Linked DNA regions of Homo sapiens: regions 1 and 3 are each linked to region 2. Evidence: chromatin contacts called from ENCODE Hi-C data. All regions are on one chromosome and are shown on one strand. Each heading gives the region's core, a stretch centred on a gene start or an enhancer-like site at or near the end of the contact. The rest is flanking DNA. Distances are from core to core; before and after follow the strand shown.

Region 1 (2,769 bases), core at 168-2,667, 410 kb after region 2:
TTTATGTACTTCTTTTCTGCCACTGATTTTAATAGCTAACACTTATAAGGCACTTACTATGGGTCATACTCTGTTCTAAACATTTCACATATTGTTACTCATTGAATCATCACAAGAACTGATGGGGGCAGGTAATATTATTCTTTCCATTTTATAGACATGGAAACTAAAGCACAAAGAAATAAAGTAGCCTGCCCAAGGTCGCAAAGCTAGTGAGTGAGAGAGACAGGATGTAAACCATACCGCCTTCACTTGTGTTTTTGTAATCACTACCACTCAATACTTATGATTTAACATTTGCGGTACTAAAACACTCTCTTCCTAGGAAACTTCCCACCCGCCTTCACATCAGTGCATAGAGTAGATCGTAGGCACAAACCATTCTCTGCAAGTGTTTGTTGATTTCATAGAATTAAAGGGGGATCAGAAATCAAAAAATCAAATTTGAAATCTCTTCTAAATCATCTCCAAATAGAACCAGGAATGAAAATCCCCCGAGGCACTCCCATCCTGAAGTTTAAGCAACTGAGTATAGAGAAATAGAAAAGACAGACTGGAAAAGGTATTTGAGAATTTGAACAACTCTGGAGCTGTTCCTAATGAGTAATCTCTAATCTCCAGAAAAAGAAGAAAAACAGGAATCGATCTGCTTATGCGGCAGTTTGAATAGTCTAGAATACAGATAAGGATGAACTTTCTAACAATCAAGTGTCTGAATGATTCTGGCAGAAAAAAAAATGAGTATGGAAATTGCTTAGAATCTCTTTTGGGGGGATGATCTGCGATGATACCCTCGGACCTAAGACGCGGGGAGACATCAGGGCTGCCCTCCTTCCAGCCAGAGACACTCAGAAGGTGTTTGTTGGCGGTGAGACAGAAATAGTGTGAATTGAAAACCAGAAAGAGTAAACCACAGAGCAGGAAATTTCTGCACGAAGAAAACAGGGAAGGAACAACGAGCGATGAGAGAAGTCAGGAGGACACTGAAGGTCTGTAGGGTTCCCGGCAGGGCAGCAACCGAGACCTGAGACGCATCCTCCTCCCTCCTCCAACTCCAGGCCTCCCATGCCTGGCCGCCAGGTGAAGGCAGCAGGCTTAGCCGTGGACTGCGTGGTGCAGGGGAACCCCGTTTCCTCCTCACAAAGATGTTGAAAGGAACCCATTCACAGTAACCCAGAAGAGGAAGGTGTGGTTCCGGCCCCCCAGGTCAGAGATCCCCTGCCTCAGAGCAGACTTACCCAGTAGGAGAACAGCACCCGGAATGACAGAGGCAAAAACCAGGAGCAGGGGTAGCCTCATGGCCCAGGGTTTATCCTTTCCTTCTCCTGATGGACAGGAGGGCGGAACTAAGACGCAAAACAACGAGGCCCCCCAACTGCCTCTCCACCTAATCCAAGTTCCCAGAGCTGCCCAGCTGAAAAGAACTACAGAGGAAGCCCTCCCTTTTAAAGGGCTCCTGAATTTAGGGAAAGCCTCTACTGAGGAGACATCCTGTCACATGAGGGTGGCTGGAAAAACAGGAATTCAAAGTAACAACTTTGCTTCGTAAGCTAACTTCTGAGAAGAGCAGACGCAGAGGAAGGGGAGAAAGGGACACGTGTGGGAGAGGAGTGGCGGGGTGGGGAGGAGAGAGGGCGATGGTGATGGTGAGGAGTCAGGAAGGAGAGAAGTGAAACAGCCTGGGAGCTCCCGGCCTGCTCAGATGGGGCTGGGTGGAGATCAAGCTGCAGGCCATTACCTGTGCCGGAAGACGGAGCTTCCCCTGGGAAGCAGCTGAGTCAGGGGTCCCTCAGCAGACAACCTCCACTCTGAAGTGACAGCCACACGGGCCCTGGAAAGGACAGTTTTACGCTGGAAACACTTCAGAGTTGAAGCTCATCCCCTTCAGTTTCCACATTCAGTGCTTAGAGCCTTTCTTTTTTTTCTTGGAAAGTTTCAACAGAAAGTTCCGTGGAGCTTCATTTCCTCCAGGCAGAAGAAAAGTGAAAAGGAGGCTACACCTAAGAGGGAATGTCAGTCAGGCCAGGAAGGAGAAAGTTCTAGAAACCTTTTGCTAGAACGTTCTCTAGAAAGCCAGAAAAAACAGTGGTAAAGGATTTGCAGTAAAGCCTTGCTGCCCAGCCTCAACCATCCCGGTCCTCTTCAAGTTTAAGTGGGTCCCCTTGCTAGAAAAAGAAAATCTGGCCAGGCACAATGGCTCACGCCTGCAATCCCAGCAGTTTGGGAGGCCGAGGCAGTCAGATCACCCGAGGTCAGGAGTTTGAAACCAGCCTGGTCAACATGGCAAAAACCCGTCTCTACTAAAAATACAAAAGTTAGCCGGGTGTGATCATGCACACCTGTAAGCCCAGCTACTCAGGAGGCTGAGGCAACAGAATCGTTTGAACCTGGGAAGTGGAAGTTACAGTGAGTCAGGATCGCACCACTACACTCCAGCCTGGGCGACAGACGCGAAACTCCATCTCAAAAAAAAAAAAGAAAAGAAAAAAAAGAAAAAGAAAATCTGATTGTTTGGTCAAAAGGTATATCTTTATTTAAAGGCAAGTGGAATTCTTTCTTAGAATAAAATATGTTTCTAGATCTTTCATTAAGCAGAAAATAACCCTCCAAACATTTATGTTGTCATTTTTCAAAAGTAGAACAGGAATTTAGAACATTTTAAAGCAGAAACTAACGATTAGCTGGCCAAACCGTTACTAGAGTGTGGAATATGTTAGTAATTCAAAAAGAAGCTACTGGAAACATTGTAATTTTTAAAATTTTTTAAAT
Region 2 (2,700 bases), core at 48-2,547:
CCACTCATAATAATCACCATGTAGCTTTTTGGTTTGCTTAAGACTAAAGGGGCTCAAGGGATCCACAGAGATGCTCTTCTTTTGATGGACTTTACCAGATAGTGCTTATACTCAAGAATCTCAGAGAAGCATTCAAGACTTAGTTTATTTTTTATTATTTATTATTGCTATTTTTGAGATGGAGTTTTGCTCTTTTTGCCCAGGCTGGAATGCAATGGTGTAATCTTGGCTCACTGCAACCACCACCTCCCAGGTTCAAGCAATTCTCCTGCCTTGGCCTCCCAAGTAGCTAGGATTACAGGTATGCACCAACACATTTGGCTATTTTTTTTTTTTTTTAGTTGAGACGGGGTTTCACCATGTTGGTCAGGCTGGTCTCAAACTCCTGACCTTAGGTGATCCACCCGCCTCGGCCTCTCAAAGTGCTGGGATTACAGGCATGAGCCACCACACCTGGCCTCAAGACTTACTTTAAATTAAAATAACAGGAGAGAATTATAGAATGACAATCACCAAGGATTCTAAAAGTCTACATAACCATAAGCACAATTGTTCACAGAGCATCTAGACCCGATCTCAGTAAGAAACAATGAAAGCACTGACTTGGCACCAACACGAGACTGAAAAACCAGACCACAGGCTTCTCTTAAACATCAACATGGCCTTGGGAGTGGGCAGTGGAGGGACGCGGAAAATTTATAGCCTCCTAAAAAGATCCGTCTGCTTTCTTAAATTCTTCACCTCGCTTATTTCCTTAGTGCTGTGCTCATCAAAAAGCACAAATAAAATACATATTCAGGACATCCCAAGTATAAGAAAAATTATCTGACACAGAGCAGCAAAGGACAGAACATGCATAGCCATAAAAGAGTTTGGCGAGTTTTCATTTTTATTTCTTAAGAGGTTTCTAATCATATCTAATTCAAAATGACCATTTTGTCAAAGTGTGTTAGAAACAAAGGCTGGGCTTCAGTTTGTGCCCTCCTTTTTAATCAAAAGTTTTGTGCTTACTTAAAATTCTTTGCAAATCCTCAGATTGGTCCCAGAAATGCCCCATTTCCAGGGGGCCCCCTGAGTTCAGCCCTAGCTGGAGCTGAACCAGAAATACAAGCAAAATGTCTGGTCTCACCGTCAGACCCGCTCCGATGGTCATGAAAATTTGGAACAAACCAGGCCCCCTCACTTAGATGAATGTGACGTACTTTCAAAAATGGTAAAATTCAGGCCCTGGATGAAATAACTGAGTTTGTAGGCTACTTGTGAAATAAACACACTGTCTTCATTCAGAGTGCCTGCTATCTTGGGAGGGAACGCTAGATGTCACTGCCCCCATGAATACCATACTGGGAATCTCCGTGAAGGGAAAAAGTCTCAGTATTTCTTGTATTCTAAGTGTCTTGATTTTTGCACAGTGGGTTCAGCACTTTACAACCAATAAGACCCAATGATTTTTAGCCAATAATTTTCTAAAAAACTAAATCCATGTAAATAATTCGTATTACTCTTATCGTGAGCATAAGCATTACATTCTACCTTCCTTCTATGACAAACTGGGCAAAAAATCCCTGGCGTGGACATGACACAGGGACATTCAGCCAGTACACACAGGCACAGCCATCCCAGTTGTTGCCACACCAAAATGCTTCCCTGCTAATTCACAAACAGCCACTGCTACAAGCCCCCAAATGTGTCCTATTACATCAACGGCCCCAAACTCTCACCAGGATCCTACAATTAAAGGAGTTACAAATCTGTTCCAACAGGGCAATGGTAGGCAACCTCCCCGACCAGCTGTTGCCACGCCATACAGTTGTTAATTTTTTTTTTTTTTTTTTTTTTTTTTTTTGAGATGGAGTCTCACTCCATTGCCCAGGCTGTAATGCAGTGGTGCTATCTCGGCTCACTGCAAGCTCTGCCTCCTGGGTTCAAGCGATTCTCCTGCCTCAGCCACCTGAGTAGCTGGGATTACAGGCACATGCCACCACACTCGGCTAATTTTTTATATTTTTGGTAAAGATGGGGTTCCACCATGTTGGCCAGGCTGGTCTCGAACTTCTGACCTCAAGTGATACTCCTGCCTCGGCCTCTCAAAGTGCTGCGATTACAGGCGTGAGCCACTGCACCCAGTCACAGTTGTTAAATATTTTTAAAAGCATCCCTGTGTAAGGTACAAATGGATGCAGAAGTAGAGATCTTCTGTTTTTAATCCATTCCAGGCAGCAATGCTTGTTTCCAAATCAGAACCGGGATGTGCTGCCCCCGTTTTAAAAAATGAATTTGAAACCCTGTCGTGGAAACTTTAGCTTGGGTCCCTTTCAGAAGAACTTATACTTCTATAAAAATTCACCTTTCCCACACACTGCCCCCCTGCCTCCAGTTGTGTAGGGGTAAATTTAAATAAGAAATTCTTTTTTTCAGATACGTGAAGTAAACTGGGAATCTTCTGTAGCCAGTGGAAAGACATCAGCACAAGTTGAATCTGTAGAATAATCTTTAATAAATACAAATCAATCAGGAATTAGAGAACATATTCAAATAATAAGTAGCTACCGTATACTGATCAGATACTATACCATCTAAAACTTAGTAGTTTACATGCATTATCTCATTAAAAATTCAGTTATGTGAATAACTTCTACAGGGTCATCCTGCTAATTCTTGGCCACAGATACTCTGTCCTGACTCCAGAGATGGCTCTTC
Region 3 (2,700 bases), core at 18-2,517, 460 kb after region 2:
CCTCAAAAATAATTCATATGCTCAATCCTTACTTTGTCTAGTAGCAATTATTTTTGCATCATCTTCATGTAGCAATCAAGACATGACACCCTATATATTACCCCATATATTATAAGAGCCAAATGCACTCTGGGTGAAATTATGTTAATGACATTAAAAGCACTGCATTTTTCTGGCTGCACCTGGTGGCTTACGCCTGTAATCCCAGCACTTTGGGAGACCAAAGTGGGCGGATCACTTGAGGTCAGGAGTTGGAGACTAGCCTGGCCAATATGGTGAAACTGTGCCTCTACTAAAAATAAAAAAATTAGCCAGGCGTGGTGGCGCACACCTGTAATCCCAGCTACTCAGGAGGCTGAGATGAGACAATAGCTTAAACCCCAGAGGTGGAGGTTGCAGTGAGCGGATATCATGCCACTGCATTCTAGCCTGGGCAACAGAGTAAGACTTCATCTCAAAAAACACAAAACAAAACAAATAAACAAAAAAAGCATTGCATTTTTCTTGAAACACACCTGGCATTCAAAGTCAGAAAAAATAAAGGAAAAGAAAATTGTATGAGATACAGGAAATTGTATGGAATCAGACAGACCTAGGCTCACAAATCCTAGCTCCCCCATTACATAGCTTTTTTTTTTTTTTTTGAGACAGGGTTTTGCTGTGTGACCCAGGCTAGAGTGCAGTGGCATGATCTCAACACACTGCAGCCTTGATCTCCAGGGCTCAAGTGATCGTCCCCCTTTAGCTCCCAGAGCAGCTGAGACTACAGTCACGTACCACCATGCCTGGCTAATTTTTTAATTTTTTTGTAGAGACAGGGTCTCACTACGTTGCCTAGGCTGGTCTTGAACTCCTGTGCTCAAGCGATCCTCACACCTAAGCCTCTCAAAGTCTTGGGATTACAGGCAGGAGCTACCATGCCTGGCTCCACTTGCTAGCTTTATCAGTTGACAAAGTTAATTACTTCAAGTTTCAGTTTCTTTGTCTATAAAATGAGAACTTTAGCATGTACACTTCGCTGAGTTGTTGTAAAGTTTAAACTTAACAGTACAGAAGGTGTAAAGCTCCTAGAACAGTGCTCAGTGGCTGCTTCTCTTCTATGCCAGTAAAAGATAACTATATGATAATGCTCACGAATGTGGCCAGAAGGAAACAGTTTCAGTTTCACTGAAATTACAGATAACCTGTCCACTGTCTAAACACTATTTAAAACACGTGTGGCCAGCAACACCGGCAAAACAGAAACTAAAGACTGGAAGTGTATTTCCCAAAAGAAATCACTGAGAGATGTAGTCATGACAACCCGAAACACTTTAGCACAGGGGAGGTACCTGAGCCAGATGCACAACATGAAATCTGAACAGACACCAGAGATGACTGGTATACCACATGCACTAAGGGGCAGAAACAAAAGCCTACTCTGTTCCTTAACTCTCAATTGCCCCAGGAGAATGGGACCTTGTCCTTCAAAGAGGCAGTTTGGGACAGTGGCTAGAAGTACCCATTATGGAGTCAGGTAGACCTAGGTCCAAAGTCTGCCTCTTCCACTCTGTCTAGTTCACTGACTTTGGGAGAGCTGCTGAAACTCTCTAATCGGCAATTTTCTCTAGGCAATAATAACGATAAACTCATAAAAATTCTACTTTAGGCTGGGCACAGTGGTTCATGCCCGTAATCCCAGCACTTTGGGAGGCTGAGGCGGGCAGATCACTTGAGGTCAGGAGTTCGAGACCAGCCTGGCCAACATGGGGAAAATCCATCTCTACTAAAAATACAAAAATTAGTCGGGTGTGGTCGTGCACAACTGTAATCCCCACTACTCAGGAGGCTGAGGCAAGAGAATCGTGTGAACCTGGGAGGCAGAGGTACAGGGAGCCTAGATCGCTCCTCTGCACTCCAGCCTGGGCAACAGAGCTAGACTCCATCTCAAAAAGAAAAAAAATACTTTATGAGGTGAAGTAGATATTTCTCTGTCTTTTTGTTTTTCAGAGTTGGGGGTCTCCATCTGTCACCCAGGCTAGAGTGCAGTGGCACAATCATAGATCACTGCAGGCTCAAACTCCTGGGCTCAAGCCAACCTCTTGAATAGCTGGGACTACAGGCGTGCACCACCACATCCTGCTGATTTTGTAATGTTTTGTAGAGACGAGGTCTCACTATGTTGCCCAGGCTGATCTCTAACTCTGGGCTTCAATCAATCCTCCCACCTTGGCCTCCCAAAGTGTTGGGATTAAAGGTGTAAGCCACTGTGCCTGGCCTATGAAGTACGTGTTTCTGTACCACCTCATATCAGTACTTACATGGCACATAATCAGTGATCTATAAAGAATCAATTATAGCCTAATAATAATAACAGTAAGTTATATGGGAAGGTTTGCTGCCTAAATGACATTCAGAATCTAGAGTCTTAGGGATTTGAGTCAATGTGAAAACAAAAAACCAAAATACAAAAAAACCCAAGAGCTTCTTCCTGGGCTGTGGTGGGCCAGTTTCCCATTGGTTTATTCCTGTTGTCATTTGAACCTTCCACCATTCCCTCAAAATTCCAACCCAGCCAGGAATCTTGGACAGTCAAAGCCACCCCTACAGGGTGTGAGAGGTGGAGGGTCAAGCCCAGCTCCAAGCTACCCCTTAGGTGACCCTGGGGCTCTGGTCAAGGTTTGGAAAGCCCCTAAACCCTACTGATAAAAGCAGTGCCAA

Evidence for each region. Hi-C counts contacts between places; a loop is a spot of excess contacts on that map. Pooled maps may share reads with other maps.
Region 1: a loop to region 2 is called in a map of GM12878, with 11 times the contacts of the local background. The contact joins the promoter of MRC1 here to the enhancer-like site in region 2. A Hi-C loop is called at or near these places in 2 of 168 maps with a recorded cell type or tissue (GM12878 and HCT116), 3 of 37 single-sample maps with no recorded cell type and 8 of 50 pooled maps.
Region 3: a pooled map shows a loop between it and region 2 (2.0-fold over the local background). The contact joins two enhancer-like sites. A Hi-C loop is called at or near these places in 7 of 168 maps with a recorded cell type or tissue (A673, HCT116, MCF 10A and 4 more), 9 of 37 single-sample maps with no recorded cell type and 14 of 50 pooled maps.

The regions. Positions count from the first base shown.
Region 1 is chr10:17,807,996-17,810,764 of GRCh38, reverse strand. MRC1 (mannose receptor C-type 1) reads right to left here and starts at 1,417. Exons shown (of 30, transcript NM_002438.4): 1 at 1,239-1,417. The coding sequence starts at 1,299.
Region 2 is chr10:18,213,773-18,216,472 of GRCh38, reverse strand. All of the region lies in intron 2 of CACNB2 (calcium voltage-gated channel auxiliary subunit beta 2), which reads right to left. Among named protein-coding and RNA genes, the nearest start is that of CACNB2-AS2, 46 kb to the left of the region's middle. Within about 2 kb of position 1,297, at least 2 of the 41 ENCODE cell types and tissues checked have a DNase peak (open chromatin) inside an H3K27ac peak, as active enhancers do.
Region 3 is chr10:17,755,543-17,758,242 of GRCh38, reverse strand. All of the region lies in intron 1 of TMEM236 (transmembrane protein 236), which reads right to left. Among named protein-coding and RNA genes, the nearest start is that of TMEM236, 4.7 kb to the right of the region's middle. Within about 2 kb of position 1,267, at least 3 of the 41 ENCODE cell types and tissues checked have a DNase peak (open chromatin) inside an H3K27ac peak, as active enhancers do.